4 separate regions of the Mus musculus genome follow, and regions 1, 3 and 4 are each linked to region 2. The links are chromatin loops, found by intact Hi-C in ENCODE. Cell type or tissue: left cerebral cortex. All regions are shown on one strand. Region 1 holds the start of Hsf5 (heat shock transcription factor family member 5). Region 2 holds the start of Tspoap1 (TSPO associated protein 1). Region 3 overlaps Mtmr4 (myotubularin related protein 4). Region 4 holds the start of Olfr464 (olfactory receptor 464).

What was found. A loop is a pair of places that touch in the nucleus more often than their neighbours do. Peaks named below come from ENCODE experiments on the same cell type or tissue, not always from the same donor. Only the 100,000 strongest peaks of a DNase experiment are listed, where the experiment ranks them.
Region 1: it touches region 2 in a loop (2.1-fold over the local background); 3 of 42 quality-filtered maps call a loop at or near these places.
Region 3: it touches region 2 in a loop (2.4-fold over the local background); 5 of 42 quality-filtered maps call a loop at or near these places.
Region 4: it touches region 2 in a loop (7-fold over the local background); 3 of 42 quality-filtered maps call a loop at or near these places.

What each region holds. Positions count from the first base shown.
Region 1 is chr11:87,612,089-87,620,088 of GRCm38, reverse strand. Mtmr4 (myotubularin related protein 4) reads right to left here. Exons shown (of 19, transcript NM_133215.2): 16 at 7,773-8,000; 17 at 6,557-6,667; 18 at 6,229-6,317; 19 at 3,787-6,013. The coding sequence ends at 5,836. It overlaps Hsf5 (heat shock transcription factor family member 5), which reads right to left and starts at 2,925. Exons shown (of 6, transcript NM_001045527.1): 1 at 2,184-2,925. The coding sequence starts at 2,817. In left cerebral cortex, no CTCF peak of the experiment used is centred here; DNase peaks (open chromatin) are centred at 3,908, 4,757 and 6,315.
Region 2 is chr11:87,756,294-87,764,293 of GRCm38, reverse strand. Tspoap1 (TSPO associated protein 1) reads right to left here and starts at 3,753. Exons shown (of 32, transcript NM_172449.2): 1 at 2,566-3,753; 2 at 1,750-1,857; 3 at 1,385-1,513; 4 at 655-834; 5 at 1-96. The coding sequence starts at 2,892. It overlaps Mir142b (microRNA 142b), which reads left to right and starts at 7,339; the gene lies at 7,339-7,453. Mir142 (microRNA 142) reads right to left here and starts at 7,430; the gene lies at 7,367-7,430. In left cerebral cortex, a CTCF peak has its summit at 4,507; DNase peaks (open chromatin) are centred at 3,389, 3,795, 4,506, 7,620 and 7 more places; H3K4me3 peaks cover 4,456 bases; H3K27ac peaks cover 4,743 bases.
Region 3 is chr11:87,593,617-87,601,616 of GRCm38, reverse strand. It overlaps Mtmr4 (myotubularin related protein 4), which reads right to left. Exons shown (of 19, transcript NM_133215.2): 3 at 4,332-4,421; 4 at 3,886-4,002; 5 at 2,672-2,754; 6 at 953-1,113; 7 at 747-843; 8 at 445-558. Among named protein-coding and RNA genes, the nearest start is that of Mtmr4, 5.5 kb to the right of the region's middle. In left cerebral cortex, a CTCF peak has its summit at 4,861; DNase peaks (open chromatin) are centred at 4,895, 5,393 and 5,987; H3K4me3 peaks cover 2,186 bases; H3K27ac peaks cover 1,736 bases.
Region 4 is chr11:87,914,820-87,922,819 of GRCm38, reverse strand. Olfr464 (olfactory receptor 464) reads left to right here and starts at 7,817. Exons shown (of 1, transcript NM_146412.2): 1 at 7,817-8,000. The coding sequence starts at 7,916. In left cerebral cortex, no CTCF peak of the experiment used is centred here; DNase peaks (open chromatin) are centred at 1,537, 2,298, 2,860 and 3,660; H3K27ac peaks cover 1,889 bases.

The DNA of each region.
Region 1 (8,000 bases), 140 kb after region 2:
GATCTAAATAAAAGAGGGCTAGGCCCTAAAATAGACTCTTCTACAATTAATGGGAATTAGGGAGGTGGGAAAGCAGCAATCATACAGCTGAGACAAGTTGAAGTAGAATTAAAAAAAAAGCCAGGTAAGGTAGCATGTGGCTATAATCCCAGCTTTGGGAGGCTGAGTTAGAAAGACCGTGAAGTCAGGATCAACCCTGACTACATGGCAAGACCTTGTGCCCCAAAATTAACTAACACAGAAAGCAAACAAACAAACAAACAAAACCCCAAAACAACAGGTGAGGAAAAGTAGAAGAGCCAAAGACCTTAGAACATAAAAGCAAACAAATTGCAACGGTGTTTCTGAACTTAACAGAAGAATCACTTTACACCCGAATGAGAAACACAATTGCCTTCTGCACTAAGTCTATGCTACAGGCTATCCTAACACCCTGCTGGACGGGACAACAGGGAGAGAACAGGAGATGCCTCAAAACACACATCCTCCACATACACTAAAAAGGTGTGATTTTTTTTTTTTAATCAACAAATATCCTTTAAACTGCTTAAATAATCTGGACACTGACCTTATGAACACAACTGGAAAAAAAAAAAGATTCACTGGGTACAGGGAGTTGCCACCAAGCCGGATGACTTGAGTTTGATCCCAGTAGAAGAGAACAGTCTCCTAACAAGTTGTCCTTTGACCTCCACACACATGCCATACCTTAAGAGCACGTGTGTACACATATACACAAATAAGTAAATATATGTAATTTTAAACATGAACAAAAAGAATACAACTGGTTTAAAACAGTTAAGAGGAAAAGAATAAAGAGAACTGTTATTTCCCTGTCTTTTCTCCTTATGCCTTCTAGAAATAAGACTTGAAAAATGAAACAAAATAAAAAACCCAAGCTAGAGTTTCTGCTGAACATATTCTGTAGGATTGTCTTCATGGTCTTTTCCCACACAATTCCCAAGTCAAATCAAGGACCAATGCCATGAGGTAGCTCACTATTCCTTTAGAATTCCTTTAGAACATTCCTGGGCCAGTTATTTTCTCAGCAGGTTACTAGAACTTTAACCTAGTTCCTTATCTTCTAAACTCCACAGACAGAAAACCTAGGCCCTTATCTTCCAAATTCCAAATGCAGCATTGCTTCAGTACTGGGCCTAGATGAAACTGACCATAGTGTTATTTGTACATTTGCATTTTTCCCATGCTTCAAAGTATGAAAATTGTTTCTACTAGTCTTCTATGTGAAGGTGAAAAAAAAAATCCAAATTCTGATTATTGTATCCTGTTGCTTTCTTGGTACAGCTGTCTATTGTGGCCTCCATATAGAGCAAGGGGACACCGCCACCCTCACCCGTTTAAGAGTGCAGAAAGGCACTTCAAATCAAGTGCATGAAATACTGTGACCACAGGGCTCTTAACTTTTCACTGAATATTTACACAGCCCCCCTACCCCTCCCCCGATCCCGAATAATTGTGAAATGCCAATAAACTATAAACGTGTGTGTTCTAAAATTCTTTTAAACTTAAGCCTTGACATCTGGTCTTTGTTTCGTTTTTTAGCCGTTTTGCTTTATGTCTGTCCAACCATAACATCTCAAGTAGGGCATCAAACTCCAAGTATTAGTAAACTGGTTCTATTCTACACTGGATCAAACCTTGCCCCTTAGATTATGCATAAACAGTGTCTACCGCTCTATTCATGTCAATAAGTGGAAGGTGTCCTGTCTCTGAACAAATGTGCACTCCAGAGACCTGTCCCTCTTTTCCTTGGCTGGGTAAATAAATAATGCCTTAAGTTTTCTTGCTGGTGACTTTGTTCCTTCGCACCCAACCTGTAGAGTGCCTGTTCTTTTGACTATGGGACAGTGGAGGCCTCTCCCACCCAGTGCTTTGATAAATACAGTGGAGAGACTAGGTACAGGTAAATGGTTCAAGAGCTTTGGGAGTAGGTTAGCTCCTGGGGCTCACTCTCTTAGAGAAGTGTGGAAAGCAAGCGTCAAGTCCATGTCCTTTTTGCAGCTAAACCCGGACTAGGGAGATGCTTACGGACTCTTGCCAGAGGAAAAGCAAGTGCTAGTGGGGATGATGTGACCTAGTCTTGGGGTTGTGCAGAAACGGTGTTTGCGCCCTGCCGCCCACGTGCTTGATGGAAAGCGAGGATCTAGGTGGCACACACTCACCATGCTGCTCTGGCCGAGGCCCAGCAGGTTGGGGCGGCGGGTCCTGATGCTGCAGCGGGGAGGTAGAAGCTGAGGCCGAGGCGGAGGCTGACGTGATGAGGAGCCGCTGGAAGCGGTTGGGCGGGCGACAGGGCACCTCCAGTCCGGCCGCCAGCTTGGCCTTGTTGGCACTGGTGAGCCTCTTGAGGTGAACGAGCAGCTGAGGCTGGTCGCGGCGGAAATGCGGGCTGTGGAAGTGGTGGAGTGGCCCGTCGCCCGCCGGCCCGCCAGCCCCAGGCCCGGGCCCGGGCCCCGCCGCCCCCGGCCCACCCAGCACCACCTTGCGGAAGCCGTAGAGGTTGAGCTGGCGGATGAAGCTGGTGAAGTTGGTGGTTTTGAAGAGCTCCGGCTCGGCCCCGGCCGCCCCGACGCCGCTGCCGCCGCCCCCGCCGCTGCTCCCGGCTCCCCCCGCGCCCCCGGCACCCGGGCCGGGCGGGCTGAGCAGCTCGGCCTCGAAGAGCGGCTGGTCGATGAGCAGCCCCTCGCCTCGGCCGTCCCAGCGGATGGAGCGGTACCGAGGGCTGTTCACCAGCCGCCACAGCTTGGCGGGGAAGTTGTTGGGGTTGATGGGGGTGGACAGCAGCGCCTCCTCCATCGCCCGCCCGGGCCCTGGGCCTCGCCCCGCCGAGCCTGGCTCTCCCACCGTTCTCGATCCCCCGGGCCTTCGCTGCGCCCTGCCCCCTCCTGCCAGCGCCCGGCCGCCGAGGCCCGGACCGTTGGCGCACGAGTCCCGGCACGCCCTCCGGTGTGGCCAATGGGGCCTCGAGTTCCCGCCGCGTGGTGGCCGACGGGGCGCGAGCCCGCCCTCCCCCTCGGTTGGGATGCACGCCTTCGAGGGCAGCAGCGGGGACACTGCGACACAAGGCTACCTTCGCGTGCCTTCCAGAACCGGCCCCTCTCTGTCTGTTCCCAGGAGGGCAGCACGCCAGGGAACCACGGTTCCCGAGGAGAAAGCGGGCGGCCGGTTAGGCAAACTCTGAGGGGCTCCAGCAGGACAGGACGGCCAGCGGAGGTTTCAGAACGCAGAGTGCACTCAGGCGATACACAGCTAATGGTTCCTGAGAACAGAGGAACCCACTCCAGTCTTCCCTAACAGTCGAACTGCTGCTCTCTTCAAATAAAAATGACAGGGGTTGGGGGCTGGGGGTACATACTGTAACTGTAGTACATGAACTCATTCATCTTGTATACAGAAGCATAGTTACACCTTAAAAAAAAACACACCTTAAATTCAAATTAGATGAGGTCCTTGGTACCTGGCAGAAGGGAATAAAGAAGATAAGTATGTGCTTAATGACCAGCTATGATCTCCCAGAGAAGAAAGAAATGAACCTCACTTGAATGGGGACTCAACAAACCCAAAATACAAGAGGGACTACCCATGGGTACTAGTTTGGTTTGGTTTTTTTTATAAAGCCCAGCCTGGACCTTAAACTTGCCTTATTCCTCTTGCCTTTAGCTCCCCAGTACTCGGTGTACAACAAGGCTAGTCCAGTGGCGAACGCTTTATCCATTAAGCTAGACTCAATCCCAATACCAGTAAGAAATAAAAAGACCCAACAAAGCAGCACTAATATAGAGATTTTATTTGAACTGTATTGAGTTTTTACAGCACATTGCATGTTTGTCACAACGCAACTGCACAGTTTGGATTTTTGGCCACATCATGTCACTTACACCCACAACAGCTCTAAAAGGATGCACACATCTGAGCCAGAAGCCCAGAGTCTCTCTCCAAGGCCATGCAATCTGTTCACTGATGGGACAGTCCCTCAAAACAGTCACACAAAGTAGACAGATACAGTCTCCCCGAATGTCCCCAATCCCCCTGAAAACAGAGTGAAGTGCAATGAAAACTGGTAATTAAAAAGCCACTTATGACTGGCAGTAACATTTAATGATTGAGAAAATGCTTAAAATAATTTTATGTATCAGAGACAAATAGTTTATCACTCTTTCATTGATCTTAGGAATTTCTCAGACACACACACACAAAAAAAAAATCTCCATTCTTCAGCTCCATTAAAATGAAAAAAAAAAAAATGTGCTAGGCTGACCTAAATATGCCAAAACTTTTTAGGTTACATCCATGGCAAGTATAAAAGGAGCACAGAGGCTTCGCTGTGGAACTGAAGAAAAGGTCGGAGAAAGGACTCCTATTCTAAATGCAGGTTCTGGTTAGTCTGGAATGAAAAAAAATGTTTTCTTGAAAGCAACGTGACAGTAGCAGTTGAGAAAGACAACGGCTGCAGTTTTAACACAGAGTGAGCATCACATTAATGCGCTAAGGAAAGTGTAGCTAGGAAGTCCTATAAGCCAAGGAGACTGTATCTGTCCCAACCACAGTACATGGCTATGTTACTGTATCTTTTGGTTAAGTGCCACTGGTACATAGTAAGATGAAAAACAAAATCTAAATAAAACAAAACAAAGTGTTTGGTCCAAATGGACACATCCTCACTCCCAATTTTGGTATCAAGGCTTTCTTCCTTCTGTTTGGGTTCCATTGTTAAGTGCACAGAAATAGACAGCAGCATTTGTACTGAAACCCTCACATACCAAGTAGCATATGCTAGGAGGTAAAAACCAAATGCTATATTCTACCCTCAAGGTGTCAAGTGTTCAGGATAAGAAGCAGTGTGACCCAGAGGAGGCAGCGGCCAAGGGAAAGACAACATGGGGGAAGTGGGCAGTGGAACAACAAAATCCTTTATTTTCATGCCAGGAGAGATCAAGGTGTAGCTTCCATTTTAGCACCAGGACAACTAGGAAAAGTCAGGTGCAAAGGGTAGGGCACAATCAGCAGAATTTCACAAGGATAATCTTGCTTTTCCCTTCTCATTCTTCACAGTGCGTCCCTCAAAAGCAGCCACTGCATAACAGTGGCAACTGCCTTCACAGCCCAGAATAACTGGTTCTCACAAGACTAAGCATTACCAGAGTTCTTCTGTTTCCAAGTGTCTTAATCCTCAAAACTGTCCCTCTGAAACTGAATGTTCACTGATGCTAGCCACTGAGCCTGATGAAAAATGCATCCAAGCCTCTATCTGCCATACCAGTCTTTGAACCAAACTCCACAGAAGACAGTGCTAATCAACTAGAGGGAGTGCCTCTAAAGACTGAGCCTTCATGCACAGACACAGAGCACAGAGGTACAGAAGAGAGTTCAACTCAAATAGGATGGGAATTCCTATCTCATATACTATGATCTGCTCTCTTCAAGGTAGAGGAGAGATGGGTCTCACTATCACTTGGAGTTTGGTTATAAGTAAGCCTTTCTATTGCTGTTTGGGCACTGTGCACCAGGCAGTATTTATGAATCATCTTGGGACCTCCAGGAGATAGAAGCTGGAGTCACCAACTCAGTGTGAAGCTTCCAGACTCTGGGTCTAGGTCAGGACCATCACCCCAAAGTGAGGGTCTCTCCAGTAGAAAAAGCTCCTGCCAAATTCAAATTCCTCTGCTCCGGTCACATGGTACCAAGGAGGATTTCTCAAGACGGTATCTTTGAGCTCTGTGTTCATGAGCCATACCAAGGAACCTTCCAGACTACACCTGAAGCAGATCCTCCCTTCAAATCTGCTAAAAATGGACAGATCATTTCCTCTGGCATTCAACTGGAAGCCGTAGCAATGGGTTTCTTCAGATGTTGGCTCATGAGTTCCCTGGCACGAGATACTTGAATGTGTTCATAACATGAGTTACAGACGAGAACTGGGTCATAGAGTTGCTGATCAGGAATGGGCAGCTTAAGGTGGCAGCATCCAGCACAAAATACGTTCCCACAATTTCTGCCAAAGGACAGAGAGGGAGGAGCTCGTCAGAAATATCCATACTTTGAGAATGAATAATAGTCTAAACGGGTATCCATGAATAAATAAAAGTGTTGGATATAAACAAAAATACTAAGATAGCTCCATTTTCAAATTAATTTAGCTCTATACAAGAACCCTACACATTATGAGTAACAACGAGATATGCAACAAAACAAAAAAACTTGTCTTACCTGCAATGATGTCTTCGTTTGGCCAACCAGAATTCACAGTCACAGTTAAAGCAGTGGGATGCCATATGGTCTGGAACCCAGCGAGTCACCTACCAGAAGGCACAAAGGAAAAGTCTAGGTCCACGTCCAAAGAGGAGAACAACACTGCAATCCGGAAAGTAGCCCAAAGGAAACTGGCAAGGATGGATTTTACGATTGGTGACTACTTGCCTAAAAGGATAGTACTTATCTGGGGGGAAGAGTTCAGGCCACAGTAATTCATCTCTGAGAAATATAACCCACTAGCTTGCATGAAGTACCCACTATACATCTGCCTACACATACATACCTCAGTCTCCTTCTTATCAACGGGTTCCCAGCTTGCTTCTGAAAGGCAGTCTTCACTGTGATCAGAGCCAAAGTCTTCAGTGTCACTGCCATCTGACTCCTTTAAACACGTCTGCAGTGTAGGCAAAGACACCCACGTTACTCCCCTCATTACTTGCTGTTCACTGTATTTCTTGTTACATCCTAGATAAATGTTGGCAAACTATGGCCCAGAAGCCAAATCTACCCTGTTTTCCTAAAATCAAGTTTTACTGGAACATGGCCATAGTCATTCATTCATTTATATATTCTCTCTGGCTGCTTTTGTGTCACAAGGGCCACACAATAGTTGTCTTACAGGCAGTCCAGCCCACACAACCTAAAAATGCTTACCCTCTGGCCTTTACAAAATTTGGTTGAGTATTTAAAGCATCACCTGAATACTATGAAGCTGTTAGTCCTGTCTACTCTATCAGCAATGAGAGTAATTGAATGGATGGAAGGGAAGTATCTATGCAGATAGCAAGGGGCAAGATGGCGCCTAGAAGCTCCCTGAAGATTGCAATGCCAGAATCTAAAACAGCTAGGACAGTAAAGCCTAGATGGCCCTCATTATCCCTCACCTGGATTGTTTTAAAACATCCCAACCAAGCCAGGAATAGGGACAAACACCTTTATTCCCAACACTTGGGAGGCAGAGGCATGCAGATAGATCTCTGTGAGACTGAGACCAGCCTGGTGTACAGAGAGTTACAGAGGAAGCCCGTCTCATAAATAAATAAATGAATGAATGAAAGTCCTAGCCGGCCGCCTAATCTGGGTCTCACTTGACTCATCAAGCTGATCCTCCATCAGCTCTCGTGGCTCCCTCTCATTTATACTACCTATCTCCCTTACAATCCCAGCACAAAATGGACACGCCATGTATACACACCATGCCCACCTCCCCCACACACCCCTTTGTTAAGCAATGTCACTGGAGCACCTACAGCCTCCATGCTTCTAAAAATGCTATTTCCTTCTTACTGTCTACCTGGCCAAATATCACACAATCTTCAGCATTCAGCTTAAGCATTATCTTCTCTGGAGAGCTTTCTACTTGCCTTGCCTGATCCCAACACTCAGACAAATCACTATGGTTACCCGTCTTTTCATTGTGATGGGGGCGCCGAACTCAGTGGCACACAGAAAGTACTCAGCAAGTGCTAACAGACAGGTGGGCGTTGGTGAATACTTACAAAGTCATCCTCATAGTCCATGGGGGGTTCTGCTGGAGGGGCACAGCAATGACGAATGTCTAGCCTCATCTGAAGCTCTCGAACCTGTCGCCGTAGCTGTTCCACCTCTTGCCTGTACCCTGCTTCGATCTGCCGTAACCTGTGTTGGATCACATCCGTGGGAAAGGGGAGTCCATCATCATCCAGGTAGAGAGGAGGCACTGGGGAAGGGCAGCTCAGAAGAGAAGG
Region 2 (8,000 bases):
GCGCAGGGCGATCTGCCTCTGCAGCCGCAGCACCTCCCGTTGGGACTCGCGCAGCAACCGGTCGAAGTCCCGCATATGCAGCCACTGGGGACCTTCCTGGGGTGGGGCGACCAGGAGCCGAGTCAGTCCTAACCCCTTTTTGGACCCTGATCACCTCCAGCACCACCCGCTCTCTACCATACTGGGTCGGTTCGGCTGCGCGGGAAAGTGCGCATCCTCCCATGCATATATGCTTGGTCATATAAGCATGAGTATGCAGCCCCATGCCTCCCCTGGCCCGTGGGCAGACATTCACAACAACTCGGTCACTGGGCGCTCGCCGTGTGCCTGCACTGTGCTAAATGCCTTGTGAACAATCCTTCACACAAGTGTGAACTATGTGTGGATTCCTACAGACAGATCCACCGGCACACAGCTTCAAGCCTAGAGCACGGAAATGTCCAGGTCTTGGACTCAAGCATGGCTCCACCCCCTTTGGTTCAGGCGCCTTCTCCCCACTCCCACCTGGGCCGTTGCCAGGGTAACCTACACCCGAGCAGCCTCCACCTCTCCGTTTCATTTGCATCTCATTAACATCTGGTACACATCCCACACGCCAAGCCGACATCCTTGCGTAGGATCCAGCAGCAAGAGAAGCCAAGGGCCCCTTCGCACCTTGCCCACCAGAGAGAGTCTGGCCTGCAGCTCCCTGCACTCCCGCTGCAAGGCAGCAATCTGTTTGTCCTTGGCCAACAGTGCACTGGCTGTCTCACTGAGGTCTCGGGCTCGCTGGCGAGCTAGAGCCTTACGGCACAACTCCAAACTGGATCCGGGTCGGGGCACAGGGGCACTCACCTAGCCAGAGGTGGGGGTAAAGCCAGTGGTCATCTGAGGGTTTTAAGGTACACCTCCCATTCCTCATCTTCCAGAGAATTAGGATGAAACCCGGTCTGGGGCCTCGGAGACACTGAATCCTCATTGAACCCTATCCAGGCAGTCCCCAACCAGGATCGAAAGCATTAACACTACATCTCAGTTTAGGCTTTGAGGACACTGCTAATTCAGGGTTGCCACTATGATGGGTCTTCTCCCTGCCCCCCACTCCAGCTCCACACCCCAGATGAGCTCAGCAGGAGGCTGCAACCAGCTCCAGCACGTGTTAATCTAGAATTGTGCTCCCTGGCTTCTCAGGAGCCTCCTCATCCACCCCCTTTCCCTCTGGTAGCTCCAGACACCTTCAACCTTCCCCAGGGCCAGCATTTCTCTTTCTTCCGAACCCCTGAACTCCTGGGTTCCTGGGTAGTAAGTCTATGACTCCCAAGCCCACTCCTTGTGGCCCAGCCTTGGTTCTCCTCTTCCCAAGTCACCCAAGCCTCCACCCCGCTGTCTGTCCGTCTGTCCTCACCACCCTCATGTTCGTTTCCTGCAGCTTCTGTGCCCTCTCCTCCAGGCGCTTGGCAATGACTGCCAGTTCAGCATTCTTCCGCTTCAGCCTCCGTACCTTCTCCTCCGTCTCTGGGAAGCTGCTTTTTCTCTGACAAGGAGTCAGCCAGAGTTGGACTGTGTAGGGAGAATCCCACAGACCCATTCCTACTACCCAAAGCCCTAGGCTGGAGCCTGGGCACACAGTGAGATCCTTGGCAGTGTTAAGCAAGGGTCCACTGGGGTTGGGGCATGGGGTTATGTCACCCGTGGGTGCCTCCCTCCTTGGAGAGAATGTTTATAGGCTGATCGGGGGTGCTGAGGGAAACCTCACTCCCCAGGCCTCACCAGCATCTGGTTTTCCTCCTTCAGGATGGTACAGCGCTGCTGCAGCTCTCCCAGGGCCCTTAGCAGCTCCAGATTAGGCCTGTCCCCGAAGCCTATGTTGAACTTGGCCTGGCATAGGGAAGGACCGGGTACGGTGTCTCAGAAACCTACTCAACCTAGCCGGAGTCTTCCGTGTGCAACATCGCCACTCTATAACCCAAGGGGTGAACAGGTTCTCTCTTGTGTCCCAGGCCTTCAGAGAGGGGTGCTACCAGGACCTAAGGAGAAGGGACAGGCCCATCCTCCATGCCTTCATGCCTTCAGCGGCAGCCTCACACCATTCTGGGGCATTTCCTGCTCTTCCTCTATGCTTGCCTTTCTACCCCACAGCCTTTTAGGTAATGGCAGATCAAACTCCCTCCCCATCCGTCTAGACATCTTGGGTCTGTAGAGTCCCCTGCCCTCCACTAAAGTCCTGCTTCCTTCATCCTCTCCAGTAGCTAGCTCACTCACACCCACCCACAACAAAATCTTCCTTGGCTCAGCCCAGCACCAAGCCCACCTCCACACCCCCCAGCATACCAAGATTCCCCCCAGACAGACTCGTGGTGGAAGAGACCTAACATAATCAGAAAGAGACACATGTACCCACACTGAGGGCCAGAGCCAGAGAGAACAGAGCGAGGCCACTTAGATTCCCGTCCAAGGAAGGAAGGACAGATAATCACACAGGCAGACTCACAGACAGAGAGAGACAGAGACAGAGACAAGAAATGTGGGCAGTGGGACTACAGATTATGGCCAGTCCATCTTGCAGCCCTCTCCATCCTCTCTTACCTTATAAGCCTGTGCCTCCTCCTCCTCCAGCCCGGAACAGCTGTACCCAGGGCTCTCTGCTTGCTGCCCCAGCTTAGGCAGCCCGGTCTCTGTTGCTTCAGGATCAGTATTTCCGACAGGTCCAGGGCTATGAGCTCCCTCAGGCTTGGAACTCTCTTCAAACCTCAATCCTTTAACCTGCAGAGCTGTCGGAGTACCAGCAATGCTTGGAGATGCATCTCCAGGTTTGCACCCCTGGCCCTGAGTCCAGTGCTGCCAGGCAGGCAGTGCCCATGGCTCCATGGCTCCAAGGTCTCCAAGCCGTGGGAGGGTTGTCAGTTGCTCCATGGTTTCGGCAAGGGGCCCCCGAACCTGGACCTGGGGACATCACCAGCGGGAAGACTGACAAGGGTCATGCCAGACTAGACCATTCTCCCTGTAAGTGTTTGGCTTCACCGAGTCCATCAGAGGTTGGCTGAGCTCTTCCCACCCACGAAGGAGGGTTCAGAAGGTATCGGGGTTGCCAGACTGGAGCTGGGGTTTGCTCATGGTTCTCTCTCTCTCTCTTGTGTGTGTGTGTGTGTGTGTACGGGGTGTGTGTGGGGGGGTGAGAGACCACCACCAGGAGTGCCTGGCTGAAGGTATATATGTACGTGTGCCTCCAGGTCTGTCCCTGCAGGTCAGTGATGTTTTATTATGTGATTGGAGGATGAATACTCCGACTTGTGTATGTTGAGAAGGGTGGTGCTATGTGTCACTGTCTGTGCCTATTTAAGAGTTACCAGTTGTTTCTGCGTGGGGGTAGGGGCTGTCTGTATTGCAGGGCTGTGGCAGTGTGTGATGCTGTCGCCGGTCCTGTCTCAGTGTTGTAAAGCCCGGTGTATCTGTAGTGGCGTGTGTCTTTCAGTGTCTGTGAGTCTGGCCACCCATCACGACCACTCTGCCTGGAAAGGGTCCGCAGGAGTTCCTGGGAATGATCCCCAGTGATCCACTGTGGTCCTTTATCTCCAGCTTTTCTCTCCGCTGGCTGCCGCCGATCAGTTGCTTGCTGGGTGGCTGGGCGGTCCTAAGGAGGCCTGGGTCGATGGGCGGCTTGCCTCATAGTCTCTGCCTCAGCTAGTCTCAGCTCGAGGGACTGCAAGGGTCCCTCGCGGTCCCGGAGCTCCCCAAATGAGATGGTGGGCACGAAGGAGGGCAGAGCCTCAGAATGGGGAGTGGGGAGCAGGGGAGCATCATCATCCCTCCCTTCCCCCTCCTCCTCCCCTCCTGCCCACCAATAGGAAGTCAGCTGCTGGTTTCCATGACGATGGAGCTGGACTGGTGGGCTGGACCGGCAGGCAAGCTGGCAGGGTCGGGACAGTGGAAAGAGCAGGTTCCTTACTGGATGGTAGGTTAGAAAGCTACCCCCTCCGGACCCCCCAACATGGCCTCTTCATCCCCTTGACCCCACAGACCCTCACTTCCAGGGTGCAGAGGAAAGGGAGTAGAGACAGTCCTCTCCTTTCAGGCAAGACTGATGGGGATAGAACAATGTGACAGAGACCTAGCTGTAGAAAAGGACAGAGCTGAAATGGTGGGATTTGGAATAAAACAAAGAAATAAAAGTCTGAAAATAGAAAGACGAGCAAAAGGACAGAGTGTTGAAATAGGCTGAAAAACGACTTCAGCTTCCCCATGGCAGATCACATTTGGGGGACAGCCCAGCCTTCACAGGCTAGCAGGAGAGATCATAAGACAGGACCTTTTGGGCTGATTTTCCCTCAACCATCAGGAAGTTCATCTTCTGTCTAGCATTAGGCTTTATTTATTTACTTGCTATGAAAAAAAAATGGCTTTTGGGAACAAGGACATAGGAATTGCCCCAACCTAGGTGTCTGCCTGTATGTGGGGCACCTAGATCTCGAGAGATAAGAATGTTGCTCCTAGACGCAAGACAAGCCAAGGTCGAGGGCCCTCATGTGGCACCCCTATGGAATAGCAGCTAAAGCATAGAGAACACCCCCCACCCAGACAGTAGGCTCCACCCAGGCCAGAGCCAATGGAACTGGGTAGGGGTTGGAGTTGCATAAGAGAGAAGGTAACATTCATTTCTCTAAAGCAGTCTAAACATCAGTACACATGCTATGTCATGTAACTTTCAGTCAGCATGCATATGCATGTCATATTACATGTATGTATAGAAGAGTATGCATAGTATGTCTGTGTATACATGGAGATCACTGCATGTATGTGTGCTATTTTGTCTATGAATCTCATTGGATATATATCTGTGCATGGTTTTGTGTCATTGTATGTCTATTTGCTACAATGTCTATGTGCATGCAATTACGTATGAGTTTATCATTGCATTTTGCTATAAATCACAGATATCATGCCATTATACAGCACTAACACATTATGACATACATTGTCATATAATAATGTACAATGGCATACAATGATCTATGTACATGATAAACTTGCCTGGCATGATGTGCACGCAGTCTCTGTATATATATTCTCACCCCTCCATGCCTAAGGGGACTGTCTATAAGATCATCTCAGGATACCCCACTAAGTTCTCAAATGCTTAAGTCCTTTTATGTAAGGTGATGAAATATCCGCCCATGGCTTATACACATCCTTCTGTATACCCAAGGTCTCTTGCATGCTAGGCAAGCACTCTACCACTAAACCATATCCTCAGCCCAGCCCCACCCCACCCCCATGCCTTAAATCATCTCTAGATTGTTTATACCTATTTTATAATACGATGTGAATGTTAAAATAATTGTACTGTACTATTGAGGAAATCACAAGAATAACAAGCAAAGTCTATACATTATAAAGAGACAGCTTCCTCTCTGGTAAGAGTCTTAGCTCAAGCTGGTCCTTCCTCTTCCAGTTGCTGGGGTTGTAATTACATCTACAATTGGCTTGCAATCAAAAACACATTTTGTTTTTCAATCCTAGTCAATAGGATGGCTCTGTGGGTAGGACATTTGCCACCAAGCCTGACCACTGGAGTTTGATCCCCAGTAACCACGTGGCCAAAGTGGAGAACTCCTCCACGCAAGGTGTTCTCTGGCCCTAAATGCACACCACAGTACATTGGTACACTCACCAGCATTCACACACACACACAAATTAAATGTTTTTCAATTCATCAATGTGGCAATCCAGAGAGATCTTGATGATCTCGCGGTTAGTGTCTTATGTACATGAAGCCACCACATGTGAATGTCACTAATGGGTATATTCTTTGGCATTATATGTGTAAGTACTAATGAACATGTGTTTGGCCTAGGTGACTGTATACCCATATGATACACCAGCCACGTCTCATTGTCTATATGTCACAGTTCATGCATGTGGCTGGCATCGGTGTATAGGCCCTGATGAAATGCACATGATGGTGAAAGTGTGTTTTATTAACACCAATGACCTGTGTAGACATGTACAAGGCAGGTGGGCACACACTGTGCTAGCGTGGTTTTGCCCAACTCTTACACTAATAAGAATCCTCTTGGAGCCAGGCAGTGATGGCACACACCTTTAATCCCAGCACTTGGGAGGCAGAGGCAGGCAGATTTCTGAGTTTGAGCCAGTCTGGTCCGGAGTGAGTTCCAGGACAGCCAGGGCTACACAGAGGAACCCTGTCTCAAAAAATTAAAGGAGAGAGAGAGAGAGAGAGAGAGAGAGAGAGAGAGAGAGAGAGAGAGAGAGAGAGAGAGAGAGAGAGAGAGAAGAAAGAAAGGAGGAAGGAAAGGAAAGAAAGATCCTCTTGGGCTGGTGAGATGGCTCAGTGGTCAAGAACACTAACTGCTCTTCCAAAGGTCCTGAGTTCAAATCCCAGCAACCACATGGTGGCTCACAACCATCTGTAATGAGATCTGATGGCCTCTTCTTGTGAGTCTGAACACAGTTACAGTGTACTTAGATATAATAAAATCTCTTTTAAAAAAAAGTTCCTCTAGACCAATGGTTCTCAAGCTATGGGCTGCAATCCCTTGGGAGGCAGACAACCCTTTTACAGGGCCACTCAAGACCATCAGAAAACACAGATATTTACATTACAATTCATTACAGTTGCACAATTATACATATGAAGTAGCAACGGAAATAATTTTATGGTTGGGGGGTCACGACAACCATGAGGAATTGTGTTAAAGGGTCGCAGAGTCAGGAAGGTTGAGAACCACGGCTCTATAGACTTTCTTAGATCAAAACGAGAGGCAAACAGTCTTCATTTTGGAGGTATAGAGAGTAAAAGGAAGCTAGCATAGAAATTAGAGCCAAAGGTAGAGGTCATCTCATACCCTTTCTTCACGTTGCTACAAAGTCTACTTCCGGTGGCCCAAGCCTTCCCACCCCCAGGCTGTGTCTTAGTCAGGCCAAGGTCTTCTGCTCATGTCAGCGAAGCCTGTCTTTCTGCGTCAGTTCTGTTCCCGGGCATCCGGGGAACTCACACAACCCCAATAACAGAGTCAGACAAAAGCGAAACCAGTCCATTCTTTATTAGTGTTGAGGGCCCCGTGACCCTTACCCATCCATCCGGCTCCCTTCTCGAACCCCCAGTCGGCCTGCGATGCAGGACCAAGGCCCCACACATCCGGCCCCACCCCATATCCTCACGGACGTGCATTCGAGAGAGCGGCTGTGGTGTCTCCCCAAGTATCAGGGGTCAGGAAGCACCGTGCTTTGGGGGAGCCATGAAGGTCTTTCGGGGAGCCTGGCCAAATGAGGGCGTGTGAGAGATGCTCACCTGTTTCCTTGATGTTGGAGTGGAGGACGGTGGCAGGGGGCCGCGGCGTGGCGTGGTCTCCGAAGCCCACAGTGCACTCATCCATAAAGTAGGAAACACTACACCCTCCAGTGCTGTTAGTAGTGCTTTCTACTTTATGGGTGACTGCACTGTCTGTCTGTCCACGGGGATTCTTCAGGCCACCTGCTTTTCTTGCCGACTCCTGCTTTAATAAAGGCCCCTGCCCCCTCCCCTCCGTGTAACTTCCCAGGGACCGCTCCACCCTGCCTGTGGCCCCCTAGAGGGCCCGCCCTGGGCCTTGTGGGTGGTGACTCAACATGGCGCCAGATGAGCCTCTTCTTCCCCCGCCCAACTTCCTCTTTGTAACCTTCTTCCCTCCACTCCCCACCCCCTCCGGGTTTCCACCCTATTCTCTCCCTTCTCGGGGACACTCAGGTAAAGACCACAGCCACTCCAGAAGGCTCATCCCCATCTTTAGAACTGCAACATCCTGGGTGGTGCTTCCCAGCCGTATGACCCACAGTCTTGAATCCAACGGAGGCAGCCATGGCCTCCTCCCATAAAGGCCTCGGTCCCCAGCCTTCCCATTAGACAAAGGCCTCCACTCCCACACGCCTCTGTCTCTAGTCTCCCCATTGGAACAAGGCCCCTGACTCCCTCATTCCTGCTCCTCAAGCTGGAATCCAAGTGTGTTGGCAGAAATGGCGGCCAT
Region 3 (8,000 bases), 160 kb after region 2:
CTCATACACACAACCAAAAACAACAGACAAAAAACCAATTTCACTAAAGCTTTATCTCTGAGATTAAAAATCTGAGATTGTGCATAAGGTTTTTTTTTTTTTATCATTTGCTTTTAGGTGCATCAGTGTTCTGCACAGACATGTATATGTGTACCACATGTGTGCCGGTGTATCAGTGTTCTGCATAGACATGTATATGTGCACCACTTGTGTGCCAGCGGAGGCCACAGAGGAGGGTCAGATCTCCTGGCGTTACAGATGGTTGATCTGCTGTCAATACCAGGAACTGAACCCAGGTCCTCTGCAAAAGCAGCAAGCCCTCTTAAGCAGTGAACCATCTCTCTGGCCCGAAGGTTCTTATTTTAGAATAATTCCTGTCACTTGCCTGCTAGGCACCATCCCTCTCCACTGACTGCCTCCTATTTCCCATCCACAGTGCCTCACCTGTATACCACAACAGGGATGCGTTTCCAAGAGCGGAAAGAAGCCACGTTCTCCAGCTCTTTATCTGTGATCCACACAGGAACCAGCAGCTTCTGGGGGTAACTAGGGCACAGCCTGAGAAAAGATGGGGGAGGGTGTCCTGATCTTAATATGGAGTACCAATCCTAGGAGATGGCTTTGAGACAACAGGGACAATTTGAGCCCTCCTCCCTCATGGACCCAGAAGCTAGACATGCTACATTTCATTCAAACATAAAGTCTGAGTATGGACTATGTTTCACACCCAAGCCCTGCACCCTCACTTGTAATTGCTGTTGATATGCGAGACTCTCCAGACATTCTGCAGGTCAAAACCCATCCTTGCGAGCTCTGCCTCCTGTCGACATCGGATGTGCTCTCCTGCAACACAGTCCCCAGCCTGTCAGCTTCCCACACCACCGACATCCAGGGGTAAAGGAGGAGGGGACTGTGGGCTAACAAGCAGATTCCCCAAGAGGCCTGGCCTCACCTGGCTGGCACAGGTGGGTATGCTGGTCCTCCTCGGTCAGCCCCAGGCACCACGCATGGTAGGCAAAGGCAAAGAGATCCTCGGGCTTGGCAGGTCTCGCTGTGGCCCGGCTTAGCCTTGAGAGCCACTCTTGGCACTGCTTGAAAGTAGAGAAGTGGCACCTGCCAGGCAAGAAGCCACAGGCTTGGATGAGGCAAGGGATTGACAGGCCATGGGGTCAAGAGTAAACAACACAGCCCCAAAAAGGCTACCAAAGAAAGGAAACTGCAAAGCATGAGGTAAGGAAGTGACTCTGGGGGGAGGGGAGGAGACATCAACACCTAAGAGTTGTCTCTTGTGACAATTCTCATGGCCACCCTACCAGCCAGTGCTAATACCTCCTATGAGGCACAAGTCCTGCTCCCAGCAATCTTACTCCCTTGTTTTTTCCTCCTTAGCCACACCCTACTGATGTTTTAAAGACAGTTTCAGTCCCACCTCTTCCTTGAAGCCTTTCTTGGCTTTCTAGGTCTCTCCTCTCTCGACTCCCAATGTGCCTGGAGTACGGAGGAGGCGGCTCTGGGCAGCACACGTGTGCCTTAATAACTCGACTTTAGTTTTCCCAAAGGAAAAGAGCAAAGGGATTATCCCAGTCTGCCAAAGACCTCAGCACACAGCAGGCTCTCGCCTGAGCGTCCTTCCAAGTACTGCCCGGTCCTCCCAGTACTTCTCTCTCATAGCCAATTTATAGCAAATGCTGGCTGCACCCAGAATCTGGACTGGCCCCAGGCATGGTGCCATGGCCTCTCACCTGAGCTAACCACAGCAGCTTCTTAACCAGCTACTCAGCCTCAGCCTTGGCTTTTGTCCCCATTTTCTTCTACTTGGGTCCAAGGTGACAGCCAGCGTGGCCCATAAAGCATTAACCACATCACATCACTGCTGTGCTCAAACCCTCCAGAGATTCCTTAGATCCCTCCAAGCCAACGCTAACTCCGGCCACTGCGAGCCCTGCCCCCTGCTCTCGTGACTCACATCCCACTCCCCGCACTCAGATGCACTCCTCCCAGCCACGTGAGCATCTTGCCAGTCTTCTGATCTGCAGGCAGGGGTCACACCCACTTCAGAACCTTTGCACTCACCTTGCCCTTCGGCATACCTTTCCCTCAGATACCTGCTCAGTCACTTTCCTCAGAGCCTGACTCCAATCACCCTTTATCTACAAGGCTTTCTGCGGTCAGCTGTTTAAAGCTAGAAGCTGCAAAACTTTTCTTGGTTTTACTTTCCATTTTAGGATTGTAAGTATTTCACTTACTCATTGTTAGAGCCTCCCCACTGGAATATAAGCTCCTTAAGGCAGGAAGTTTTGTCTGTGAGTTCTTGGATATATCTGCAGTACATACACTGTGTGGTACAGACTGCTCAACAAACTTACACTACTTAAGTGAGAGCGCTGTGCGACAACGCTGTGCCTACCACGAACCTAGTGCTCGCACTCATTACCTCAAGCAGTCAGTCCTCACAACGGCTCCATCCCCATTTTATTTCAAGTCAAGACAGAATGGGTTAGCCAATTGACCTTCTGACTAAGAACGGGGAAGTGAGTTGTCACCTTTTCCTCCAGTGGGGAACAGAAAGTGGAGTCGATCCTCTTACTCCAAGGGTAGCGTGCAACAGAGAGGTCTGTCTGTCTGCACAAGGCGAGGGTCAGAGACCATGAACGAGACCCGCTGTGCTCACCTCACCACTTTGGAGTCCTTGCAGGCAATGTGCAACTGAAACATATCACGGCTTTCCACACTGTCAATCATCCGGAGGGGCACCTGCAGTGGAAGAGCAAAGTGAGGCCAGGTGCCCCCAGCCTGGAAGGTGACACAGCAGTGAGAGGAGGGAGGTCAGCACTTGCTGGCGGTCTGCTAGGGCCTCAGCACTTGCTGACAGTCTGTTAGGGCCTGGGGACCAGGCCGGGTGCTGCCAGAATGTCACCAGTTAATACCATAAGAATCCTGAAGGCAGGTGATTTTATTCCATAAGGAGGACATCATCACTTGGCCAAGGTGACACAGAGTGACAATGCAAGAAAAGGGGCCACATCTGCCCGGCTCCAAAGTCTATCTTCTTCTAATAAAGAATGCCAGTGTGGCTCAGGGGTTAAGAGCACGTGCTGCTCTTGCAGAGGATCTAGGTTTAGTTCCCAGCACCTACACAGTTGTTCACAACTTCTTGTAACTCCAGGTTAGTCATCTGGTCTCCTCAGGTCTAGGCGTGTACATGGTACACACACAGACTGACACTAACAAATAAACATAAAATAAGAAAAAAGCAGCTAGGGCTGGCAAGATGGCTCAGCGGTTAAGAGCACTGACTGGCTCTTCCTGAGTTCAAATCCCAACAACCACATGGTGGTTCACAACCACCTGTAATGAGACCTGATGCCCTCTTCTGGGGTATCTGAAGACAGCTATCGTGTACTTATTTATAATAAAAAATAAATCTTTGGGCCAGAAGGAGCAGGGACTGAGCAAGCGGGTTGACCAGAGCGAGCAGAGGTCCTAAGGTCCTAAAAATTCAATTTCCAACAACCACATGAAGGCTCACAACCATCTATTCAGCTACAGTGTACCCATATATTAAAAAAGAAAAAAAAAATAAAGAATAAAGAAGTTAGGCAGTGGTGAGACACATCTTTGATCCCAGCACTGGGAAGACAGAGGCAGGCAGATCTCTGAGTTCGAGGCCAGCCTGGTCTACAGGGGGAGTTCCAGGACAGCCAGGGTACACAGAGAGACAGATAAACCTGTACATAGAGAAATGAGCTAAGAAGTAGCAAGGCCAATGGGAAGGAAATCCCATCTCTTTGGGAAGACATACTTTGGTAAGGCACTGGAACAACGCCACCTTGAAGCAGATGGGGACTCTGAGTCTGGTGTGAAGAAAACAAGACGAGAACTTACGTTGATGACAGAGTCTTTGAACTTGATGTGCAGCCGGTAGTTAGAGATGGCAATGAGGGCATCGGTTGCCCGGCCCAGGAATTCCACTCCCTCACCCTGCAGCACTGTGAAGGGTACCTGTAAAGGTAAGAGAAACTCTCAGCCCACAGTCCAGGCTCTCCCTTGTTGTTCTCAGCAGCCCTGCTCTATAGCAGCCCTGAGGAAAGGGAGATGATGCAGGATAGTCAAGTCAGGACACTGGTCATCTGCTGTGCAGGAAAACTGCCTCTCCCCTTCCCTGAGGCCAAAGGCTCCAATAACACAGACTGACAAATACAGGAGCCCACCCCCTTCACAGGCCCAGGAGGAGGAAGCCAGGGCTCTGGTAGATCCTCTAAAGATTTAAAAGTCTGGAACACAAACTGGGCAGGAAGCCCCTCCCACCATGAGCCTCCTGTTCTCCTTACCTGAAGATTCTCCTCCTCCTTCACCAGTTCCTTGGGGGGGAACAGATCCTTGGCTTGGATGTACTCCAGGCTGGGGGGGCCCTCCTCACCCTGCAGGGAGGCCATAACCTTGAGTTTGCCACCCCACCTGGCTCCTAAGGCTCATTCACTTTGCTCCTCTACCAACAAACCTACAGACACCTTCCTTTGTTTTAAAGGAGACCTGACTTGGCTGGAGGAGGAGTAGAATAAAGTGGTACTCAGGGAAACGTGAACTAAGCCAAGGAGGAACAGAGAATCTGTACCGCTTAAACAGACTTCTCCTTTGAACCAAAATTGCAAAAACCGTGAGGAAGGGAGGGAATTAAGAAAGCCTCCTACCAGAATAAGACTGGTAGGGTTGGGAGAGGCACCTGAGGCACAGGAGCCAGCTGAGGTAGCTGGCTAGAGAGAAAGAAAACAGGCCCCTCCAGCCACTCAAGCATCAACCTGGTGGGTGGAGACAAAGAGGAGGAGGTTGGGGGGATTCAGTCCCATGCCTCTAGAGGGCCTTTGTGAATGCCTTCAAAAAGGAAGCCTGTGTTTTGGAGCTGAGCTGATCTTCCCATTGGGCTCTCGATATGGACAAGCCCCCACTACCTGCCAAGCAACCTGCCCCGCCTGCTGATCTGAGGGGAATTCCTAAGGAATACCCATAGCTAGCTGAAGTCACTCTGCTCCTAAACACCAAGGGAGAAGAAAAGAGGGAATCCACACTCAGGGAGGAAGCAGGAGACCCAAGGACAGCCAGGGGAGAGAAGAGGCCTGGCAGACACCTACGGGGGGGGGGGGGGGGGGGGCACGACATCTGAGAGGACAGATGGGGAAGCTGGGAAGGAGCATTAGCCAGGGGAGGAGGGGAAGACTGGGGATGATTCAGAGATACAGAATCCTGCAGAGGCAGGGAAGATGGAGAAAAGAGACTGTCTGGGGGACAGTCAAGGAGAAAAGACTGGTATGTCAGGTGAACGATGGAGTATGTGAGGGGGAGGGGACTGGAGACCTAGAGACAGCTCACAAACATCTAAGCTTCTCGTTCAGTTCAGCCCCGTAACATCCCACACAGCCTACCAGGCACATCCTACATCCCCAAGCAAGGATGAGGCGGGTGGGACCAAGATGGAGAGGAGGTAATGGGATGTACCCCTGCAGGGCGGGGCCTGGAAATCTGCAGTCAAGGGCAGTGGCTGCAGAGCCAGAAAGAATCACAGAATTTTCATTCCCAGTACCCGCTTTCCTGAAGCAATTCAGAGAAAAGAGCTAACCCGTATCCCCTGTCCCTAAGGTTTGAGGTCGTGTCGGGGTCTTTGGGCGGGGCTGTGGGTACAGCATGCGTTGGGTGCTCCCCCCACCCCCGCCCCAGGCCCTGGCAGGACAGGCCTGGCACTTACGAAGCAGCTAAGCATGGAGCAGGAGACGCGGGCGGTCAGGCTCATGGTCACGGGCTGTCTGGACCAGCGCACATGTCCCCGGAGCCGCTGCGCTGCCCGCCAGCCCCGGGCACCCGCTGCATCCCGGCTGCGGGGCCCGCCTGATGCAGCCACGGCCAGAAGCAAGCGCCCTGGCGCCAGGACCCAGCCTCTGCTCCCGCGCGCCTCTCCCCTCCTCTCCACAATGGAGCGGGCTCGGCTCCGCCCTCTGGCAAGAGCGAAGGGAGGGGAGCTCAGCGACAGGAGAGCCCAGGACTCCGCCGAGGAGGTGGAGGCGAAGGCGGAGGCAGAGAGGCTCCTCCCGCCCCGCCCGCCGCCCTGGCTCCGCCCTCCCCGCAACCTGGGCAGCGGGGGAGACAACCACCACCACCACCACCACCTCTCCAGGGAACTCTAGGGACATTCTAGAGTGGGACGAGGGCCCGCCCCAGGACTGCTCAGAAAGAAGAAGCGAGTCCGCCCACACCTTTTCATTTCCCATCTTTCCAGGTGTGCTACCCTACACCCTGCTTGTCGCACAGTTCCCACACCCTCTTCCCTTTTCCCAGAGCACTCTACGCTTGCTGCAGATCCTAAGATGGAGCTCTCCCCACGTTCTTTACAGCCCCAAGCCTGCCTTCTTTCCCTCCGAAACCACGGCCCAGCACGCTCTATTCACTGCCTCCCTGCTTACACTAACCTCCGTTTGTCCTCTTAAAAAGACTATTGGTCTAGTCTTATCGTAGTGGACATGCCACACTTCTCTAAGGGAAACCCTTGGACTTTGTATCTTACCATCCTCACGAACCCTCCTTAGTTCCATCTCTCCCTTGATTCCCAACCACAGATAAGAAAATCCTTTGGAAGAACTTCTTAGTCTAAGAGAAGAACTGATTATGGGTCACTGAAGCTATAGAAAGCTACAACGAAAACAACAACAAAACTCAAACCCCAGGAGTAGAGCAATGAATAGTGTTGGGTAGAGAGCCAAGGCATAAGCAGTTCGTGATAAGCAAGCGGCTTGGTGTCTCCAAAAGTAACAGAAAGCTTACTACAAACTCTTACACTTCCTGTACCTGGTAACCTCACAAACCAGGGCTTTTGTTTGGGGGGACTTGGGATGAATTTTTAATTACGTACTTACAATAATGGCCAGCAGTGGCAAGCATGACCCTAACTCTCCAAGAATAAAGCTGGAGCGCATTTCACGGGTGAGACTGTAGGCTTAGAGAGAAACGGTGCAGTTCTCCTAAGTGGTGGTGCTACGATGAAAGGAGACTCAGTGCGAAGTGCACAGCGTTCTCAGTGCACCACCGAGTTGGAATAGGGGATGAGCTATCAGTCCAAGGGGGCAGGCTCAGCAGTAGGCTCTCTGGAAAGAGCAGGGGCTAATGCACACATCACAGAGAGAACCAGGAGAGGAGGGACTTCACCACTGGCTGAATTCATTAACCTGTGACCCCTGGAAGGAACTGAAGAGATACAAAGGCTAGGTCCTGCCTGGAAAGGGCTTCAGTCTCCTTCATCATAACGGCTGAGCCCTAGCTCTCCCACCAGGACGGAGAGGACCCACCGTCAGAAGGCTGGCCAGGTAGATACTCAGTCAGCTGTCACCTGCAGTGGCTTAATAGACTGCAACACCTGGGAGCTGGAAAAGGCCTACAATTTGGGTGGAATCACTCCTGGGACAGCACCAACAATATATTCATGAGACTCACTGGGAGTTCAGGGATCTTATTTAAACACAAAACCAAAAAACCATGGAGTCTTTTCTGGAACTCACTACATAAGACTTGGCTGACGTCACTGAGAATCACCTTTCTCTGTCCCCAACTGATGTGATTAGAAGCCTGTGCCACCACGCCCTGAAGTTCAGGAATCTCAGATAAGAAAGACTTGTTTTCTTAAACCAGAATATGCATAGTTTTAACCGGGGATCCAAGTAAGAGGCGATATAGCGGTTTGTTAGAAGGGACGGCCTAACACCGAGAAAAACTACAAGCTGCTGAGCCCAGTGCTATATAGTGCCCGATATATATTTTTTTCAATCCTAAGAAACCATAAGCTAGATACATAGCTCAGTGTTAGAGTACTTGCCTATCATGTACAAGGCCCCACACTGCATTCACCTGCAATCTTAACACTTAGGAGATGGAGGGAGAAAGAGGGATTGCCCACAAGTTCAAGGCTGGCATGGGCTACATGTCTAGTACCAGGCTAACCAAAACTCTACAGCAAGAAC
Region 4 (8,000 bases), 160 kb before region 2:
TGTATTTTGGATTTGTTCTCTGCTTCCTGCTTGCAATTCAAGATGTGAGCCCTCAACTTCCTATAGCTAAGCCTTCACTCCAGCATCATGCATTCTAACCCTCTGCAACTGTAAGTCTAAGGAAACTCTTTCTTCTTTAAGTTGCCTTAGTCATGGTAAGTTTTATCCCAGCAGTAGAAAAGTAACTGATGTAGACAGTAAAGCATATTGGTAGTGATGTGGAGAATATAATCCTTATACACTTCTGGTAGGAATAGGGAGGCATTTCGAAAAACAGTCTGGCTCTTCTTCAAAATGTTAGCAGAGAGACTGGTCTATAACCCAGCAATCCCATATCCAGGTATATATCCCAGATGAAAGAAAGTGTATCTTCATAGAAAATATTTTTCATGAATATCCCTAGCTCTTTAATCACAACACCTACAAAGTAGGGACAGTCCAAATCTCCAATAATTGCACTCAATAGACAAATGAATGTGGTATATCCATTCAATGGAATATACTTCAGTCATGAAAAGGAACAAAGTGTTGATATATGGCACAACACAGATGAAATCTGAAAGCAAGCAAAGGAAACGAGATACAAAGCCAGTGATGAAATGTCCAGAACAGGCTAATCCACAGAAGCAAAGGCAGGTTAGTGGCTGCCAGGACTTTAGGAAAACAGAAAGTATAATGGCTGTTAGTGGATACAAGGTATCTTTGGGGAGTGATGGAAATGTTCTGGAGCTAGTGATGAAGCCACAGGAAACTGTACACACACTAAACCCCACTGAGTTGTACCTTTGTTGTTGTTGTTTTTTTTAAGACAGGATTTCTCTTTTTATCCCTGGCTGTCCTGGAACTCACACTGTAGACTAGGCTGGCCTCAAACTCAGAGATCTGCTTGCTTCTGCTTCCCAAATGCTGGGATTAAAGACATGTAATACTACTATCTGACTGAATTGTACACTTTAAAGTTGTGAGTAAAGGGGCTGGAGAGATGGCTTAGCAATTAAGGAAACAGGCTGCTCTTCAAGAGGGCCTGATTTTTGATTCCCAAAGTCCTCATGGCAGCTGACAACTGTTTTAACTCCAGTTCCAGGGAATCTGAAGCCTCTGTTGGCACTGGGCGTACATAGTGCACAGACATATATGCAGGTAAAACACCCATATACAAAAGGTAACTAAATAGACAAGACACTTACAAACTTAGTAGTTAAAAAGATAAAATAATGAATGTATGTTGAACCTGGTGATGTAGGTCTGGCTATTTGAGACTGACTATTGTCTTAGCTATTTGAGAAGCTGAGGCAAAAGGATAATAAGTTCAAAGTGAACCTGGGCTGTAGAGTGAGTTCAAGGAAAGTGAGAGCCCTCAAAATTGAAAGTAAGAGGAAAGATGGGACTCCCCTGCATGCTAGAGCACTAGTCTAGCACGTGTGAGACCCTGGATACAACCCCCAGAATTCGCTGTTAGATGTGAATTATATCTTGAGAGCGAATGGAGCCAATTTATGAGTAATTCGCTCTGGCTGTGAGAAGAGTTTGTAAGTTGAGATGGAGTACTGGTGAGAAAGGCTTCGGGGCTCAGTCTGTAGAGGGGGTGACTTAGTGTCTTAGGACCCTGATAACTTTCCTGAGAAGGTGGACACCTCTGCGCTGTCCATGGTGCTGACCCCAGGGTTTGCGTTCTTGTCAAGTCCCTCTAGGATTGGCTTCCCCTAGGGGATCTTATCTTCTGTTGGTCCTGTGAGCTGTCATCCTGAAGCCCTGGCCCCAAGACAGTCTCTCCATGATTGCCTGCCTCTGATGTAAGAGCTCACTGACTTTTTAATAACTCCCATTGCTCCTCTGCCCTCAGCAGCCTGAGCCCATCTTCACTCCAAGAATTAAGACTAACTTTCGTCCCCAGAGGAATTGTCCTTCTTAAGGATGATCCTCTAGGTTCTGGCCTGAGGGACGGACAGAAGAAGGAGCTGTAGGAGAAGGATGGATAGAAGATGAAGGCTCAGAGTCTCCTTGGCCATTTGGGCTGGAGGTATGTGGTGGCTTCCTGTGGCTGAGTCATGGCTGAGAGACTCCAGATAAAACCCATTGTGAGACCAGCACAGGGCAGAGGGAAGGTATGGCGAAGTCACTGGTCAAGAATCCTGGAGGAAGGAGATTTGGAGAATAGTTTTATCTGGAGCTAAGTCTTTTGCCTATACTGGTTTATGTTGGGGAAATTTTAGTATAGAGGGTGGGAGGGAAGGCAAAATATAGACAGAGTTTTCTCCTCCAGTGCCCACATCCATACAGCGGCTTCCTCCCACACCCAGAAAAAAGGCAACTCTGTCACTTCCCACCCTCTAATATTCCCTTTTTAATCTTCTCTGGTCCCACCTTCCTCCTCCTGCCTCTCTGCTCTCCTACTCACCCCAGATTTTCATTCCTTCTCCATGGCCACTCTTCTGCTTTTAATTCAGTGTCTGCTCGACCTGTTACTGCTCCAAGGGTGGTCACTGCTCCAAGGGTGGTCACATACTAGGTTCATCCCTGTGTGGTGAGCTCACTTCTCTTCTCTCAGTGTCATGTAGACTGACTTCCTAAGGGCAATGCCCAACAAAGGACACAACCGAGTAACAACAGAAAGTGCTTTCCCCATGTGTATCCATGTCTCTCCCCATCTGCAGTCCCCCCCCCCAGCCCACTCTCTTGCTCCTACAGGTGGAGGAAACATTGCAAAGAGTCTTAGGGAGTTGTGGGAGAAACGTCGACCTTGCAAAAGCAATGCTTGTGCTCTCTCAAACACCCATGTGTTAGGAACGAGGATCCTTGCCTTCCTTCCCAGGCCCCTTCATCCAGAGCTATTTCCCCATTCTTCAGCTCCCAGAGGAGCCACCACAGAGTAAGCATTCTCTCTGTGAGAGGCTGCGTGCACTGGGCATCATGCACTAGCTGGCATATTGGCCTCACATTGAGATTATAATACATGAGGTGATAGAGGCATCCTGATGGGAAAATATTGACACAGGACAGTCTTGTAGAAGACCTGGAGACTCCTAAACCTTCAGAAAAGGGTGTGATTCAGGAGGCTGAGTAGGATTAGACAGCATCTACACGGGGCACTGTCACCTGAGAGACCTTGGAGGGGCCCAGCTCTGTTGACATCGAGGCGTCTTAGAGGAAAACAAGGGAGAAAAGAATGATAATTCTGGGTGCAGATTCTGAGGCCAATTAAGATCTGGCTCTGCTAGTCATTCTCAGTGTGACCTGGGGCGGATAGAGATAATTCATCGTATTTCCTATACATTATTAGCACTGAAGAAGGGAATGCTTCTGAAATATTTACCATAGTGCCTAACACACAGGAAACACCCTACAAATAAACACTGACGAGTATTACCATAAAAATAAATGACTGTGATTACTACTAAGGTGGCAGATTATTCTAGAGAGATGGGGCACTCTCTAGAATAGATGTGAGAACATGCCTGGAATTCTGTCTAAATGCCAGCTCTTTCCTGCAGACAATAAACAGCCTCGGAATTCTTCGGAAGACATTTTGAATTAGATGGGGAAGGTATCTCTTGAGAACTTGACTGCAGGCTATGCATTACAGTGTGAATTAAAACGGAGCACAGTCTGGAGGCAGGAACCCTCCCGGAAGCCCAGCACAGTAAGTCAGGTGGGAGGAATAACTGGTCAGTGATTTCAAAGGAAGAGCTATTCTGCTCTAAAGAGAGTATGTGCAGAATCCATATGCGCCTGGCTGGGTGAGGGGCTAGGAGATGAGAGAGGAGAGCCAGACATGAATTTGGGTTGAAGACAAGGAGTGAGCATGAGCACAGACCGATAAGGACAGGTGGGACCGCATGGAACAGGGCTGCTGGGAGAAAGGTTGAGGCTGGGAGAAAGGTTGAGGCTGGCTGCAGCCAGTAAGGTTACTCTGGGAAGCATGTGTGTGAGAATCTGGCTGCTTCTGCAATGGGGACTTGCCATTTTTTGTTCTTTATTCGCAGAGTTGTGTGTGTGTGTGTGTGTGTGTGTGTGTGTGTGTTACACACACACTTCTCTCCTCCTCTCTCCCCTCTTCCCGCTGCTCTCCTGTTGTTGTTCTGAGGTTTGCATCTCTGCACTCAGGCCATCTTTCCTCAGGACAGGACTGAGCTGACAGGGCTGGTGTTCAGCAACGCCAAGAAGCCTTAGGCTCTGTCCCTGCCTCCCTTTGTTCTCTTATTGTGATATATATACATATATATATTTGCTAAGTGGAAATCTTATGACCATTTCTAAACTACGAGAAATGAGAAAAAATTAGTGAAGAAGAAGAAATATATAGCTATGAAATCAGTTCCTTCAACTGGATATAAACAGTAGCCACCACTGTTAGCATTTTGATCTTATAACAATTTAATAAAGTGTCAGCCAGACATGGTAGCCTCTGCTTGCAATCCCAGCACTCAGGAGTGAGGGAGATCATCCCAAGTCTAAGGCTAGCCCAATTTACATCCTGGCCAGAGCTTCAGAGTGAGATCCTGTTTCAAAAATTACTTCAAATGCTAAAAATGTTTTGTAATTACTTCTTTAAGATAATACCAATACATAATAATATAAAGTCCCATACAACCAAATTTCATTTTAGAACATGAATTTATCACTCCTAAAACTTTATCACATGGAGATATCATGTTTTATTTTAGCAATGTGTTTTACACAGTTATTTACACTGCTTATGGTTTAATCAAATTATAAGTATTCTGTAGGGGATGTACATTCTTAAATACACATTTTTAGAATTAGCTTTTATTTTTCTGATAAACACCTAGGAGAGAATCTAACAAATGTATGGATGTAGTTTATATTTTGAGCTATGGCTGGACCACAGTGATTTCTGTTTCTCTAAACTCTCACAGTGTTGAGGAGTCCAAGTCTTAAAACATATCCTGTCAATGCGATAACCCAAGAAATGAACTTCTCTTATTATATTTTAATTTCTTGGGTGGTTGATAAATTATAGGTAAATCTTAACTATTTTCCCATAGGTGATAAGAAGCCCTGAATATCTTTTAAAAGACTGAAGTTGAATCTCTCGGTAGCATCCACTGGTCTCAGGACTCAGCGTTTGCCACAGGTGGTGTCATCGTGGTTGGTTCTCAGGAACAGAAAGGAATCCATTTATACTAACAGGTAATTGCCACAAGTGTTGCTGGTACTTTGGAGTGGGGTGAGGAATGACAGTATGCACTTTCACTTGTGAATAATTGATTTTGTGGATTTGGTACATTGTAAATAAATCTTATATATTACATCTAGGAGCACTGCATCTTAGCTGTCTACCATCTTATCTAGAAGATACAATTTCATTACGTGTTACTTCATTTTCAAACCTTTTTATCATGACTTATGCATAGTTTATTTAAAGTAAAAAATTCCAAGTAATAGAGACATAAATATCAAGGTGGAGTACCTCTGTGGTTTTTCAAATTAATACAAATGTGCGTGTGGTGTGCACATGTGTGTAGGCTCACACACGTGTGCATGTGTGTGGAGGCCAGAGGTTGACATCAGGCATCTTTCTCCATCACTCTGGGTCCTGGGGCTCTAGAGTCTGGTCCTTGTACTGGCAGCACAAGCAGCTTGTCCACTTAACCACTTCTCTGGAACCCTCATCTTATTTCTGTAAAGTTTATTTTATTTTACCTTTCTATGTGTGGTGGTGGTGGTGATTCATGATGTATCTGTGTAGGGTGCATGGTACGTGTGGTCAGAGGACAACTTTGTGGAGTTGGTTCTCTCAGAAGTTTATATAGGTTTCTGGGATCAATCTTAGGTCATCAGGTTTTTCACAAGTTTGTTGCCCACTGAGTGATCCTACCAACTCTTACCTCCTTCTTTTCTTCCCCCTCCCTTCCCTTCCCTTCCCTTCCCTTCCCTTCCCTTCCCTTCCCTTCCCTTCCCCCTTCCCTTCCCTTCCCTTCCCTTCCCTTCCCTTCCCTTCCCTTCCCTTCCCTTCCCTTCCCTTCCCTTCCCTTCCCTTCCCTTCCCTTCCCTTCCCTTCCCTTCCCTTCCCTTCCCTTCCCTTCCCTTCCCTTCCCTTCCCTTCCCTCTCCTTCTCCTCTTTTCCTTCTCTCCTCTTCCTCCTCCTCCTCCTTTTTCTCTTGGTTTTTGAGACAGGGTTTCTCAGCATAGCTCCTGGAACTCACTCTATAAACCTGGCCTTGAACTCAGAGATCCTCCTGCCTTCAGGGAGCATTGCTTCAGTGGTCCTGTGCTGAGAGTTGTGAAAGCCACAGGGTGAGCGGACTGAACCATCCTGAACCATTGCTTTTACACAAATGCTTGACGATAAAGAATGTCACATGATGATTAACATGACAATATTTAGGGGAATTGTTATGCCTCATAGATGTAGATAATTTTAGAGGGAACTCTGATATTTTCTACCAGTCCCCATTCACCATACTTTAATTTTACTTGTAATTATGTGTATATTTGTGTGTAGGTTTTTTTTTATGTGTATGTATGAGTGCAGTGCCTACAGAGGCCTGAAAACCCCCTGGAGCTGGAGTTACAGGCTGTTGTGAGCCACTCAGTATGAGGTCTGGGAACTGAACTTGGATTCTTTGTGAGAGCAAGAAGTGCTTTAAACTGCTGAGTCATCTCTTCAGACCCCATACTTAAAATTTTTAAATGTCACAAAGATTGCTTAGCATGATGTGTCGATAGAATATTTGCATAAATTTTAAATACACAGTATGAGAGTATCTCAGGAAGATTTGTATTTGGCCCCAGCTTTTCTAAGTTGCTCAACATCAAACACACACACACACACACACACACACACACACACACACACACACACACACACACACACACACACATACACCGTCAGAGAAGCACAGAAGTAGAAAAATATAAGCCACACACACACACACACACACACACACACACACTGTCAGAGAAGCACAGAAGTAGAAAAATATAAGCCACACACACACACACACACACACACACACACACACACACACACCCCGTCAGAGAAGCACAGAAGTAGAAAAATATAAGCCCCGTGAATCATCCCAGCTCACAATTCCAAGATCATCTGCCCGCCTCTTTCTCCACTTACATCTGATTATGTGCACCCCAATTTCTTTACTGTGTTGGGGTTTGTTGCTGTCAGTTTTGGGTTTTGGGTTTCTAAGGCAGAGTTTCTCTATGCAGCCCTGGCTGTGCTAGAACTCCCTCTGCAGACCAGGCTGGCCTTGAACTCACAGAGATCTGCCTGCCTCTGCCCCCCAAGTGCTGGGATTAGAGGAGCATGCCACCACCACCAGGTTCACAATTTCTTATAGTAAACACCTCTTTCTCTTCAAACCCTGTACATCTTTCCTCTCCAAACTCCTGCCACTGGGTGTCTGTTTACCTCAAGTCGTTAGTCTCTGCATCCTCTCATGATCTATGCACATACATGAGTGGGCCTGTGGTTCCAGGTATGCAATGACATGTTTATTTTTCTCACTAATTGTTGCAAGCATATTTGTGAAAGCTGTATTTTGCAAGGTCATATCCTGGATGCTGGAGGTAGGAAAAAGAGTTAGAAATAAACCCTCGTCCAAAGACATTGTGGTCCAGGGGAATAGGGAGTTTGCAGCTATAAATGCCTATGATGCGACACCAGATGTGGTCAGGGAGCTAAGCCAGCAGGGGTTGGCAATGTCTTTATCTTCCTTGCAAACTCCGTCAAGCCATACCTTGGAATAGCTTTGACCAATTCAACACTGATCCTGCAAAGTAAAAAACAAAACAGAAAAACAAAACCAAACAAATGAATAAAGCCCAAACCAACCAACCAACCAACCAAACAACCCCACCCCACCTCCCAAAAAAACCTGACTGACTGTTCACAATGTTTTACATTGTGTTATCTCTCTAGGCACACGGGAGGGCCCCCATGGAACCCCAGAACATCACATGGGTGTCAGAGTTTATTCTCTTAGGTTTCTCACAGACTCAAGAACTCCAGAAACTCCTATTTG